Linked DNA regions of Homo sapiens: all the other regions are linked to region 2. The links are chromatin contacts, found by Hi-C or POLR2A ChIA-PET in ENCODE. All regions are on one chromosome and are shown on one strand. Each heading gives the region's core, a stretch centred on a gene start or an enhancer-like site at or near the end of the contact. The rest is flanking DNA. Distances are from core to core; before and after follow the strand shown. Region 1 holds the start of OLIG1 (oligodendrocyte transcription factor 1). Region 2 has its middle 24 kb from the start of IFNAR1. Region 3 overlaps IFNGR2 (interferon gamma receptor 2).

What was found. A loop is a pair of places that touch in the nucleus more often than their neighbours do. ChIA-PET counts read pairs that join two places held with the same protein, here RNA polymerase II (POLR2A). Pooled maps may share reads with other maps.
Region 1: a loop to region 2 is called in a map with no recorded cell type, with 2.8 times the contacts of the local background. The contact joins the promoter of OLIG1 here to the enhancer-like site in region 2. A Hi-C loop is called at or near these places in 6 of 37 single-sample maps with no recorded cell type and 4 of 50 pooled maps.
Region 3: a loop to region 2 is called in a pooled map, with 2.1 times the contacts of the local background. The contact joins two enhancer-like sites. A Hi-C loop is called at or near these places in 3 of 37 single-sample maps with no recorded cell type and 7 of 50 pooled maps. POLR2A ChIA-PET finds 5 or more read pairs at or near these places in 3 of 52 experiments (MCF 10A, OCI-LY7 and activated CD4-positive, alpha-beta T cell).

The regions. Positions count from the first base shown.
Region 1 is chr21:33,067,843-33,072,346 of GRCh38, reverse strand. It overlaps OLIG1 (oligodendrocyte transcription factor 1), which reads right to left and starts at 2,206. Exons shown (of 1, transcript NM_138983.3): 1 at 1-2,206. The coding sequence starts at 2,100. The coding sequence ends at 1,285.
Region 2 is chr21:33,298,280-33,302,825 of GRCh38, reverse strand. It overlaps a transcript of IL10RB not described here. Among named protein-coding and RNA genes, the nearest start is that of IFNAR1, 24 kb to the left of the region's middle. RefSeq lists an enhancer at 1,352-1,401. Within about 2 kb of position 3,270, at least 11 of the 41 ENCODE cell types and tissues checked have a DNase peak (open chromatin) inside an H3K27ac peak, as active enhancers do; they include OCI-LY7, where a contact is called at or near this core.
Region 3 is chr21:33,433,451-33,437,495 of GRCh38, reverse strand. It overlaps IFNGR2 (interferon gamma receptor 2), which reads right to left. Exons shown (of 7, transcript NM_005534.4): 7 at 1-668. The coding sequence ends at 534. It also overlaps a transcript of TMEM50B not described here. Among named protein-coding and RNA genes, the nearest start is that of IFNGR2, 32 kb to the right of the region's middle. Within about 2 kb of position 2,540, at least 11 of the 41 ENCODE cell types and tissues checked have a DNase peak (open chromatin) inside an H3K27ac peak, as active enhancers do; they include OCI-LY7, where a contact is called at or near this core.

The DNA.
Region 1 (4,504 bases), core at 957-3,456, 230 kb after region 2:
AAGTGCCAGTTAAATTCGGCTACTACCAACAACCAAAACCTTAAACATAGAAAATCAAAGTAAACTGCGGAAAGGTCATAGCATAACCTTGGGTAAAGGAATTTGTTAACGTCTGTAACAAATCGAAACTGACTACGTATGTAGCTCTTCAACTGCAAGACGGCGAGAAGGAAGACCTGCGGGCCGCGCTGGTCAAGGGCCCGGCCCGCTGAGGAACAGCGGAAAGCGCCTTCCCGCCGTCGCCACCGCAGCTGGGATCCGCCGAGCAGCGGGCGGTTCAGGGCTCCCGGTACTCCTGCGTGTTAATGAGAACGTTCATTAGCGCTCTTGACAGGACGGCGACTGTGAGACGCCTGGTTACCTATTTTAGTAAATCGGGAACACTGGATGCAAGGCGGTTGGTTTTCGTTTTTAAGCAAGCTTAAATGTTGGTTACGCTACTTTTGGGGAAAGGGAAACGAAAGGTGAATCTCGAGTTCTAAGTTGCTTTCTAAGAAACCCCCAGGATTTAAGAGCGAAAACTCTCTGCGACAAAACACTGGATACGCGAGTCTTAAATACAGCTCTCCAAACAGCTGGTCTACAAAAGTGGACCCACGTCCCAACCCAGCGCACCCTGCGTTGTCCTCGCCCCTACCCACCGCACCCCGACGCCGACCACCTGTCCGCCGAGGGTCCGTCCGTCTGCCACGTCCCAGACCGTCTGCACCGCCTAACTGGTCTTTTTCTGCCTCTTGAGTTCCGGCAGCCTCCTTTGATAGGACCTGGCCGGCGGGAACAAGGGCGCCCGTGGCCTCTGGCGGAGGAGAAGGAAAAGAACCACCCCTCCGCCCCCGCCACTGCTCGAGCGCAGCCCCTAGTACTGGGAGCCGGCGTGCTCCGCTCCGGGGAGGTAGCGCTCGGGGATGGCCTCTCGCTGCACCCGGGGCGCGCCAACCACGGCAAGGCGCCCTAAGTTCTACATCGGCCCCGCGAAGCGCGCAACTCCAGGGACAAGGAGAGAGATGTGCTGGGTGAGAGCGAGCACTTTCTGCCTAAAGCCGCTGGAACCGACCCAGAACCCCAAACTGCCCCGAGGCGCCATCGAACATCCGCTCTGGTCACTTTAACGTCCCAGGGGTGGGGGCGGGGAAGGGGGTGCCCGACAGTCCCTTCCTCTGGACTGGAAGGTTCGAAATGCTTTCCTTGCTCGGCCTCGCTCTCCCAGACGCAGGGAGCAGGGGCGCGGAGAAGCTGAGCGAAGGGAGGCCGGGCCGAGGTCGCGCCCCAGGCCCAGGCCCGCCCTCACTTGGAGAATTGCGCCTGCACGGCGGCCAGGCCCAGGCTGGCCGGGACCAGGTGCGGGAACTTGCACACGGCGCAGGTGCAGAGGCCGGGGCCGCCTGCGCCGCCGCCGGGGAGAGCGAACTGGCCGCACGGCGGCTCGTCCAGCGCCAGCGACAGGTACTTGGCGGGGCGCAGCGCGTCGGGGGGTCCTACGGCGCCGGGCGCCAGCAGCACGGAGCCGGGCGCGGCGGCGAGCAGGGGCAGCCCGGCCAGCAGCAGGCGCGGCGCGGCGGGCCCGGCGCCCTCGCCCAGCGCGCGGCGCAGCTCCTGCAGCGAGCTGCCCAGCAGTAGGATGTAGTTGCGGGCGAGCAGCAGCGTGGCTATCTTGGAGAGCTTGCGGCCGGGCGCGCCCTGGCAGTGCGCCGCTGAGTAGGGCAGGATGACCTCGCGCAGGGCGTCCATGGCCAGGTTCAGGTCCTGCATGCGCTTCCGCTCGCGGCTGTTGATCTTGCGCCGCAGCTGCTGCTGCTGCTCCTCCTTGGCGTCCGGCCGGGCGCTGCCGCCCGGGTGCGCGCCTGACCCGGGCCCGGGGCCTGGAGGCTCGGCCGGCGCCTCCGGCTTCTCGCGCGCAGCCTTGGGGAGGAGGGGGGCCGTCGTGGAGGAGGAGGAAGTGGAGGAGGTGGAGGAGGTGGAGGAGGAGGAGGAGGAGGGCGGCTGCCTGTAGCCCACCAGCTCGTAGAGGGAGGCCCCGAGCTGCAAGTCTCCGGGCCGCTGTGGCCGCAGCATGGTCCCGGGGACCGCGTTCACGCGCGCCTGGGAAACCGCATAGTACATCTGGGAGGCGGTGGGGGCGGCCGAGGACGCCCTTCAGGAACGCCCTGGGGTGGGCCGGTCGGCAGGCCGCCCCTCCCCGCGGACCTGCGCGCGGGGAAACGATGGTGGGGCCCTGGCCCGCGCCCTACCCCTTTAAACCCGGCTTGGGAACCTGCGGGGCAGCGGGTGGCGGGGCGCAGCCAATGGAGGCGCGAGGCCGGGCGCAGCCGCGTGTTCATTGGCTGCTTGTGCCGGGGCCGCGCGGAGGTGCGGCTGGCACCGCTTTAGGAGGTTATTGTGAGCGCCTGTGCCAGCCGCGCGGGACAGGCCCCCTGAGCGGAGTAAGGGCGCCTTTTCAAGGCAAGCGGGGCTGTTGAAGGAGGACTGGTCGCACTGGTCAGGCTGCAACTCACGTGCCTTCCTCCAGCAACTGTCTACTCAAAAACAACCTCCCTCATATTTTTTTTTAACTGTGATCACATATTCATAACATAAAATTTACCGTCTTATGTTTAGAGTACTGTTCAGTAATGTTATATGCATTAGTGTGCACATTAAATTGATTTAAATTAAATTCACATTGTTGTGCAACCCATCTCCAGAACTCTTTTCAACTTGCAACCCTGAAGCTCCACCCATTAAACAACTCCCCACTCCCCCCGACCCAAGTTCCTGGAATTCACTCTTCTGTTCTGTCTCTATGAATTTGTTCTACTCTAGGTCCCTCATATAAGTAGAATCATACAGCACTTGTCTTTTAGTGACTGGCTTCTTTCACTTAGCATATTGTCGTCAAGGTTTATCCATGTTGTAGCATGTATCAAAGTTTCTTCCTTTTCAAGGCTGAATAATATTCCAGTATATGGATATACCACATTTGGTTTATCCATTCATTCGTTGATGGACATTTGGGGTGCTTTTGGTTGTTGCGAATTATGCTGCTATGAACATGAGTGTATCATGTTTTTTTTTTCTTAAAATACATAATTTCCTGCCAGGTTCAGGTCGCTAAATTTCTGGACTAAATGACAAGTAGCATTAGGATATTTCCTCCCTGCTGCTCCCAACCTCCTTCCCCATCCCTCTGATTGAAAGGTCTTTAGGGACAAAGGAGCCTTTGGGTCGGGTTTCTATCCTCCCCGAAAGGGATGGTCTATCAGCAACTTGACATTTGCTTAAGCAAAAGTCACTCAGAAATTGGCCTCTTATTAGAAACAAAACAAAACACCCACATAGTCCTATCGGTTGAGGGTGGGAATGAATCATTTTATTTGCCAAATAGAATAGCATTACTTGGTGTCTATGGACATTTTCTGCCCCCAGCACCAGTGCATGCTACTATAACTTGTCAATGTCCTGGGGAAGAGGGCATCTTGGTGGCTGTGCTTGCTGGTTTCAGGGCTGCTTTGTTCTGGTTTTCTTCCACCAATATTTGCCACATGGGTTCACTCTGATCTTTGCTTCTGACCCCCAGCTCTGCCTGTAGCATCCTGCCTATGCCTCAGGTTCAGCTCCAACCTTGCTTTCTTCTGGAAGCCTTGGTGATTTCTCCTCTTCCTCCTTTCATGACTCTTGGCAAACCATTGATAGGATTTCTTCATAGCCTATTGTGTTATGTAGATACCATCTCTGCATTTGGCTATGATTGTTTTACGGTAGGGACCACCTGCTCATTTCTCCATCTTCCTGAAGCCTAGCACAGTGCTTGGCACTTACTGTGTGTCCTGGAGGTCTCTAAAGATGGTCTGAAATCTCCCTTAGCTCAGAGGCTCATCCCTTAAATGCACAAACTCCTGGCAATGCTCTAACCCAAGCATTTTCCTAAAGGTTTTATAGAGAGGGAAGGAACCTGGTAAGATCTCCTGCCTCTCAGAGGGGCCTGGCCTGACATGGACGTGGTGCTGGGGGCCCCACTTTGGGAGAGAGAGGGAAGCCTTGGTAGGAAGGAGCTGAGTGCTTAAGCAGAACCATACTAAGCAGGAAGGAGAGAGAGAGACCAAGGGAAGGGTCTTGAATGTTTCAAGCAATTAAGTTTAACACCTCACTAATCATTTCGCCTTCTGTTGAAGCAGCTTGCTTTCAAGTCATTTTTACAGACACTTTCACGTTTGGTTCTCATGGGGCCCCTGTGAGCTGGGCATTTTTGATCCCTTGATGTCCATGATATAACTGAGGCTCCCAGAAGGCAGTAGATTGCTCTGTGCCTTCAGACAGGACAGGCAGAGCGGCCCCACCAAGGACTGGCTTCCTGAATTCCCTCCAGCAGAACCAGGCTTCCAGGAAGCCCAGGAGGGGGCCATGATGGGGCGGGTTGGGGATTGGGTGTAAGGATGGAGGGGCCAGCCTAGACTGTGCCAATATTGATGAGTTGGTGGGTTCCAGCCATGTTCCCCAAGAGAGTGTCCCCAGAATCCTGCCACCATAA
Region 2 (4,546 bases), core at 2,021-4,520:
TTCCTGTCTACAGGCCTCAGGCGACAGTATACCATGGTGGTGTAATATCACTCACCTGAAATATCCCCCCCTCGACTTTCTTCTTGCCCCTTCCAGACACTGTCACACTTCTTCTGAGCCCAAAAGCCGTCCTTCTCAAAGGAGTTGGCTACACCTGCTGTCCCAGCTTCTCCACACCCTCCTGTTCACTCCTCAATACCATGAAGTCTAGACTTTATTGTCATCACTCTGCGGCAACAGGTCTTCCCAAGATCTCTAGATTAGGCTGGGTTCCCTGGAAACACACTCTGGAAGGAAAATTTGCATGTGGGAAATTCATCTGGAAATGCTCTTGGGGACAACACTTGTAAGGAGTGAGGAAAGTAGGATTGGGCAGAGGGAGAAGTTGGAGATGGATGATGATTCAGAGTTGCCTGAAGTTAACGCAAGGGGGCCCAGCCTTGGCACTCCCGCATGGAGCAGTCATCGGGGAACCCCCAGCTTCCATTTCCCTAGAAATGAAAGAAGTCTCCTGCCTGGCAGAAGGGGCGTGACTTATGCCTGATTGGCAGCTCCCTGGATGAGGAGCAGGGAATCGCTGAAAGTCCACCTTGAGCTCCAGCCTCTTGTTTTTAGAACAGTGCCTCACCCTGTTGCTGTTGGATTGAGAACCTCGATTCCCTGTTCGTTGTTGGCTGGAGGAGGCATCCTCAGGTCCTAGCCATGTGACTTCTCCAATATGGCAGCTTGCTTCATGCAAGTGTGCTGTCCAAGAAGGCAACAGAGAGAGTCTGCTGGCAAGATGAGAATTACAATCCTATGGAATCTAAGACAGCATCCTGTCACCTGTGTCGCTTTCCATGGGTAGAAGCAGGTCATTGGCACTGTCCACACTCAAGAGGAAGGGATTACTCAAGGGTGTGGCTACCAGGAGGTGGGGATCATGGGTGGCTATCTTAGATGATTGAGTCTGGAGCCAGACCACTTGGGTTCAAGTCCTGGCTCTGTCACTTCTTGCCTGTGTGATCTTAGGTAAGTGATTGAACCTCTCTGTGCCATAGTTTCTTTATCTGAAAAATGAGGCAGATAATAGTATCTGCTTAACTGGGTTGCTGTGGGAATTAAATGAAAATGTAAAAGTGCTTAGAACAAGACCTGCACATAGGAAGCAGTAAGTAAGGGTTGGCTATCGCTCCCACCCCATCAGCTCCATAGGGCAGGTGTGCAATGCGACCCTCAGGGGCAGCCCAGTAGCAGGCAGGCCCCAGGCAGAGGCCAAGAGGAGGGGAACTGCAGCTGGCTTGTGTTTCCTGTTTATATTGAATTGTTTAACCCAATTTAAAGTCTGTCCTTGCCATGACTCCTCCTGCTCAGAGATATTACTCCCACAGCTTTAACCTTCCGGTTATCTTTTTTATCACAATCCAACAGCAATAAATTTGACCTCGTAAAGTGCCAGCCCAATAGTCAGTGGCTGTTTAATTAAGAGTTCTCATGGGCATGGAAACAAAGACATTGTTTGGTGTCTGCTTGATTCAAACAGGAGTGGTGAGGTGGTCAGGAGACAGAACCATGGACCTGACTCAGGGAGAAAAATCATGTTGAGTCTCTGAGTCTCTAGTTCATAAAATAGACTTTGTTTTTTACTTCCCGTTTGTTTTTTAAGGAAGTTGATTTGCAACAGCATTTTCTGAACTAGAGAGTTCAGGAAATGGGACAGTGAGGCAGCATGCCCAGTCATTCTCAGCTAACTCCCTTGCTGAGAAGAGTAAGATACTAAGTTCCCGTAAAATAAATCTGAATGACCCTCTGCCCATCTTCTTCCCCATTTTAGATACTAAGAAGATATTAGAACTGGTCAGGGTAAAACAACAGAGTCTTTCCGTGCTGGATTAAGTTTCCTGCGGCAGAAGTAACAAATGATCGCAAGCTGGGTGGTTTAAAACAACAGAAATTGTCCAAGGAATGTAGCCCAGTAGGTTTCAGCCTTACTTTACCCAGCCCCTCTTCAAGATGGAGTCGCTCTGGTTCAAACACCTCTGAGAACGGCATCAGCAGATTGAGTGTCTGGTGAGGGCCTGTCCTCATAGGTGGCACCTTCTCTGTGTCCTCACATGGTGGAAGAGATGGGCAGCTCCTCTTTTATGAGGTCATTAATCCCATTCACCACCTCCTAAAGATTTCTACATACGAATTTTGGAGAGGCACAAACATCCAGACTGTAGCATCTGGATATCCTGTACAGAACATAACTGTTTTCTTTCACTTTGCATATTTGTTTTATTTTTGTTTTTCGCTTGCATATGTTTTATGGTGATTTGTTAACTTACAGCTCTCTGTTTAATCTGCATGTATAATTGTCATGTATCCCAAGAAGGCTTTTGTTTACCTTTTTTTTTTTTTTTGAGATGGAGTTTCCCTCTTGTCACCCAGGCTGGAGTGCAGTGGCACGATCTCGGCTCACTGCAACCTCCGCCTCCCGGGTTCAAACAATTCTTCTGCCTCAGCCTCCTGAGTAGCTGGGATTACAGGCACCTGCCACCACGCCTGGCTAATTTTTTGTATTTTTAGTAGAGACGGGGTATCACCATGTTAACCAGGCTGGTCTCAAACTCCTGACCTCAGGTGATCCACCCACCTCGGCCTCCCAAAGTGCTGGGATTACAGGGGTGAGCCACCGCACCTAGCCATCATTATTTATTATCCATTAATTCAACAAATATTTCTTTGTACCAGCTACTTAGGATTATCTTATTAGGCACAAAGAAAGGGGTAGCAACTTGGAGAATTGCTTCCCAGGTGGTCAGTGGTGAGCAGCCGAGAAGGCTGAAGTGCATGGGAAGGATGCATTCCTGGGGCATGTTTCCCAGAGACACTCACAACCCCTCAGGAAAGAAATCTTCCTGTGGAAGCACAAGGTAATGAGTGGAGTCAGTTAGCTGGGTATTAAAAGAAAGCGACCCCTTTGAAAGCCAGATAACATAAGGTCACACAGAAGTGCAGGTAAGCACGTCCTTTCAATCTATCATAACTGCTCTGCTACAGCAGCTGTTCTCCACCTTGACTGCAAACTGGAATCACCTAGGAGCTTTAAAAAATGCTGATGCAAAAATCCCTCTGCAGAGAGCTGAAATTCATTGGTCATGGTAAGGCCTGGGCATCCACATTTCTAAAGCTCTCCTGGCGGCCACAGTGTGCAGCTACGGCTGAGACCCATGGTTGTGAGAGGAAGGAACAAAGGTGCCCTGGAGGCTAAACCAGTCTGGGGATGGGTGTGGGAGGTATGTTAGGGGAGGGGCAGGAGCCCCAAAAGGAAGTGAGATATTTTCAACAAGGCGAGGCAGCCAGAAAGAGCGAGGAGGAAGGGTGGAAGGGGGTGAGGATGGCTTACACTGTCTTCCCCTCAGGGAATCTTTCAAACCAACTGGACATATGTTTTCTGCTAGAATGTCTGATTGGTGGCCCACAGATGCTCTGCTGAAACCCCTTCTGGTCCCAGAATTCTTGGACATTTTCCCACAGGTGTTCTTCCCTTAGTCACTTCCTGGTGAAGTGGCATCCTTTGTCTGGGGAAATACCCAAGATTCATTGTCTTATGCTAAGGAAATTGAAGTCACAGACACAGGAAATCGAAGACATGGACACACAAAAACTGGGTTTAACAGTGGAAGTTCAATAGTTGAAAGAAAGAAGAGAGAGCTTCCTTGTGCAGAGGGAGGGGGTGCGAGTGGGTCCGAGTGGGTTTCCGGGTTTGGGGCAAGATACGGTTGGTTTTACAGATGAGCTTGAAGAGGCAGTGTTTGATTTATATAGGGCATAGTGGATTGGTTGGGCCAGCTGTGCCATTTACATAGCCCACAAAGAGGCTGGCCATCCCACCCTAATCTTTTATTCTGCAGATGGGGTCTCTACCTGGCCAGCACCATGACACCTGCACACATGACGACAAAGAGAAGGGAGGAGGAACCTCCATATTGGATGTACTTGGCTTCCAGGTATCCCTTTTCTATTGGCACAGCTGCCGCATTCACCTGTGCAAGCTTCCAGCTTGCTAATCTACGCTTGCAGCTTGATTTTTCAGGCTTGTATCCTAACCACTCATATTTTCCATTCTTTTGTTTCTCTGTACTGTGCCCTGGATAATAACTTCTTTTTTCTTTAAAAAAGTGTAACAAGATCTTAAAATTCAATTTCAAAAATAATTTTTTATTTTATTATTTATTTATTTATTTAGAGATGGAGTCTCGCTCTGTCACCCAGGCTGGAGTGCAGTGGCACGATCTTGGCTCATTGCAGCCTCCACCTCCTGGGTTCAAGTGATTCTCCTGTCTCAGCTTCCCAAATAGCTGGGATTACAGGTGTGCACCACCACGCCTGGCTAATTTTTGTATGTTTAGTAGAGACGGGGTTTCACCATGTTGTCCAGGCTGGTCTCGAACTCCTGACCTCAGGTGATCCACCTGCCTCAGCCTCCGAAAGTGCTGGGATTACAGATGTGAGCCACCACACCCGGCCAAATTTTATTTCTATATACATGCAGCAAACATTGAAAAAAGTTTCAAAAAAG
Region 3 (4,045 bases), core at 1,291-3,790, 140 kb before region 2:
AATCTTTTATTTCCAGTTTAAAAACAAAATCTTAAATTACTAGGAGTATATTTACAAGATTAATTACATTTTAAGCCAGCACACCATGGATGTACATGAAGGGCCACTCGGTGTCCCTCGCTGGGACAGGTTGTGTGACCTGCCCAAGGGGCTCCGGCTCATTTGCCAAAGTCAAGACGACGACCAGGTCTTCTGACTGCTCAGCCCAACCAATAATGAAAAAAGTATCAGAGATGTGTCATATCCATTTTGCTAACAAGCAATTACATGCCTTTTTAGTGTTTAAGAGAAGCCTTAATTTTCCTGGGATATCTCCGTAAAATCATTCTGGAATTTGATTTTGAAAATTCTTTAAGAAAAAAAAAAAAAGCTTGTCACCCCCATGAGACCTGCTGTCTCTCATGTCTGCAGGGACAGGCCTTTTAGAGGCAGCAAAAGGGAATACTGGTCTCTGGAAAGTCCAGACAGAACTCTAGCAGCTCCGATGGCTTGATCTCTTCCAGGGAGCCAGTGGGCTAGGCCCATGCTTTGGTTCAAAGCGTTTGGAGAACATCTTCTTGCTCCTTTTCCGGAAACGAGATAATGGACACAGAGTCCCAGACGTCATCCTTTGGTGAGCTGTCCTTGTCCAAGGCCTCTAAGATGGGCTGAGTTGGGTCTTTTAAATACTTGAGGAGGTTGGAAAGCAAAATTGTAATTAGTTTACCAGTTCAGTATACCAGACCTTTTAACTTTAGTTTTTGTTTTTATTTTATTTTTATTTTTATTTTTTTTTTGAGATGGAGTCTTACTCTTGCCTAGGCTGGAGTATAGTGGTGTGATCTCAGCTCACTGCAACCTCTGCTTCCCAGGTTCAAGCGATTCTCCTGCCTCAATCCTCCAAGTAGCTGGGACTACAGGTGCCCACCACCTTGCCTGGCTAATTTTGTATTTTTAGTAGAGACAGGGTTTCACTATGTTGGCCACGCTGGTCTCAAACTCCTGATCGCAAATGATCCACCCACCTTGGCCTCCCAAAGTGCTGGGATTATAGGCGTGAGCCACTACGCCTGGCCTACTTTAGTTTTAATTGGTATAGTTATTTTATTCAGATATAAGTTGATTCTGTCCACCAATGACATAACTTATTTTTCTTTTTATTCAACAATGAAACAATTTTTTTTTTTTGAGACGGAGTTTCACGTTGTTGCCCAGGCTGGAGTGCAATGACACGATCTCATCTCACTGCAACCTCTGCCTCAGCCTCCCAAGTAGCTGGGATTACAGGCATGCACCACCACACCCTGCTAATTTTGTATTTTAAGTAGAGACGGGGTTTCCCATGTTGGTCAGGCTGTCTCGAACTCCTGACCTCAGGTGATCCGCCCGCCTCGGCCTCCCAAAGTGCTGGGATTGCAGGTGTGAGCCACTGCACCCGGCAACAATTTTTTATTGTTGTTGAGTCAGTCTCTTTTTCGCCCAGGCTGGAGTGCAGTGGCGCGATCTCGGCTCACTGCAACTTCCGCCTCCTGGGTTCAAGCAATTCTCCTGCCTCAGCTTCCCAACCAAGTAGCTAGGATTGCAGGCGTGCACCACCACGGCTGGCTAATTTTTTTTTTTTTTTTTTTTTTTTTGAGACGGAGTCTTGCTCTGTTGCCAGGCTGGAGTGCAGTGGCGTGGATCTCAGCTCACTGCAGCCTCCGCCTCCTGGGTTCAAGTGATTCTCCTGCCTCAGCCTCCCAAGTAGCTGGGACTACAGGCGCATGCCACCATGCCTGGGTAATTTTTGTATTTTTAGTAGAGACAGGGTTTCACCCTGTTGGCCAGGATGGTCTCGATCTCCTGACTTCATGATCCACCCACCTCGGCCTCTCAAAGTGCTGGGATTACAGGCATGAGCCACCTCACCCAGCCAACAACTTCTAATAGTTGAATACTCCTTACCCCTCATCTCAGTAATCACTTTAATACTCATCCCAGGGCTGACCATGTTAATATGCTGAGAGTTTAAAAGGGCAAAACTCAGGAAAAGCAAGTTTTGTTTTTTTCTTCTGATTTTCTGATTGGAAGAAAAGCAAGTTCTTCCTTGCAACCCTCAGTGTAGGCCTGTGGGTTATTAATCTTAAGACGTCTCTAAAATTGTAACCTTTCAGTGAAGGAGGGACTGGGGGCTCTTGTTCAGCTGTGATGGGGAAAAAGAGGGCAAGTTCACAAGCATTGGTCTCAGGCACTCCTCCACCCCTCCCCTTGCACCAGCGCACAGCAAGCAGAGAATCTGGGAGCGAGGGCCTTAGGCCTTAACATATAAAGGGGTGTTTCCCAGCGATTAATTTCCCTTTTGCTCCCGCAGGCTTTAGGCTTAGCCATAGATTCACCAAGTTACCAAGAATCTAGTGTCTAGCTCTTGGAAATGCTGAAAGATACTGGAAGACAATAAGCTTGTAGCTGACTGACTGAAAGAGGAACAAAACCAAAACATGTACCCTTGTGAAACCCCAGAATTATAAGTGAAACATGATTCACTGTTCCCATGTAACTCAGAGACCTTTGGCGGATGTTCTTTATGCTTTCCTAGAAAAGTGAACTGACAGGCCTGTGTTTTCTGTTCATGTCTCAGAGGAATGACTCATAGTATATTCATGTACTGGGGCTCAGCTGGTAGTTCTACCAGGAGAGAGAGAGATTATTACTGCAAGTAAGATTCTGAGACCTGTTAGGAGCTGTGATTTTGTGACAATATTAACCAGGGAGGTTCTAGTAGGGAATCTGTATACTGCCTGTGTACCTACAATACATCATGGCAGATGAAGGAACAAGTGACTAGGGTTCTTTCTGAAAGTGCTGCTATGTTTCTGCAGACTTGGACCTTATCTAACCTCTGTTCATCCCACATGTAACTGAGTAACATTCTGCTTCCAACACCTTTACTCTAGGTTTACCCAAGAATAATGTGAAGCCTCCAGAAGCAAATGCTTTTTATTTATTTTATTTTTTTGAGATGGAGTCTTGCTCTGCCACCCAAGCTAAAGTGCTATGGTGCGATATTGGCTTACTGTAACTTCCACCTCCTGGGTTCAAGCAATTCTCCTGCCTCAGCCTCTCATGTAGCTGGGATTACAGGCGCCCACCACCACGCCCGGCTAATTTTTGTATTTTTGGTAGAGACAGGGTTTCACCATGTTGGCCAGGCTGGTCTCGAACTCCTGACCTCAGGTGATCTGCCCACCCTGGCCTCCCCAAGTCCTGGGATTACAGGTGTGGGTCACTGCGCCCGGCTGCAAATGCTTTTTAAATGTTCTTCTCTCAGCTCGCCTCTGATCCCCAAAATGTCCTGACCGTGTCCTCAGAAGGCCCAATGGCCTCACAGAGCCTCAGGGGGCTGGGGTTATGCAGGAAAATAAGACTTTCCACAAGACCCACGCTACTGTTCTTTCTCAAGTCCTTTCAAATATTAGCAATACCCACTGGGCAATGGGTACACGGGGCCTGGCACTCACAGCTCTGGGTGTTGACTCTGCCTTAGGGCCCTCCTAAGCACCCTGTGGGCCCCAAAGCTCAAGCTCCTGATCACTGTCTCCACCGCCTTCACGTCCTCCAGCCAGGCCACTTCCCTGGAGCATTCTCCAGACAGCAGAGGAGACCTGCTGCCTCGGAGAGGGGTCTACTGCAGCCAATCTCCAGGCCAGGCCACCTTTTTAGCCAACCCCATGCCATTAAAAAAAAAAAATTAAATTGTGGTAAAATACACATAACATAAAATGTACCATCATAACTCTTTTTAGGTGTACAGTTCGGTAGTGCCAAGCACATTCACATTGTGCAATCATGACCACCATCCATCTCCAGAACTCTGTACAGCCCCAGAACTGAAACTCTGGCCCCATTCAACACGAACTTCCCACTTCCCTCCCTCCACCACCGCAACCACCATTCTACTTCCTGTCTTTATGGATTTGATGACTCTGGGGACCTCATTTAAGTGGAAGCAGACAGTATCCTTTTGTGACTGCCCTACTCTACTCAGCATAATGTCCTCAAGGTCCATGTGTGTGGTAGGATGTGTCAC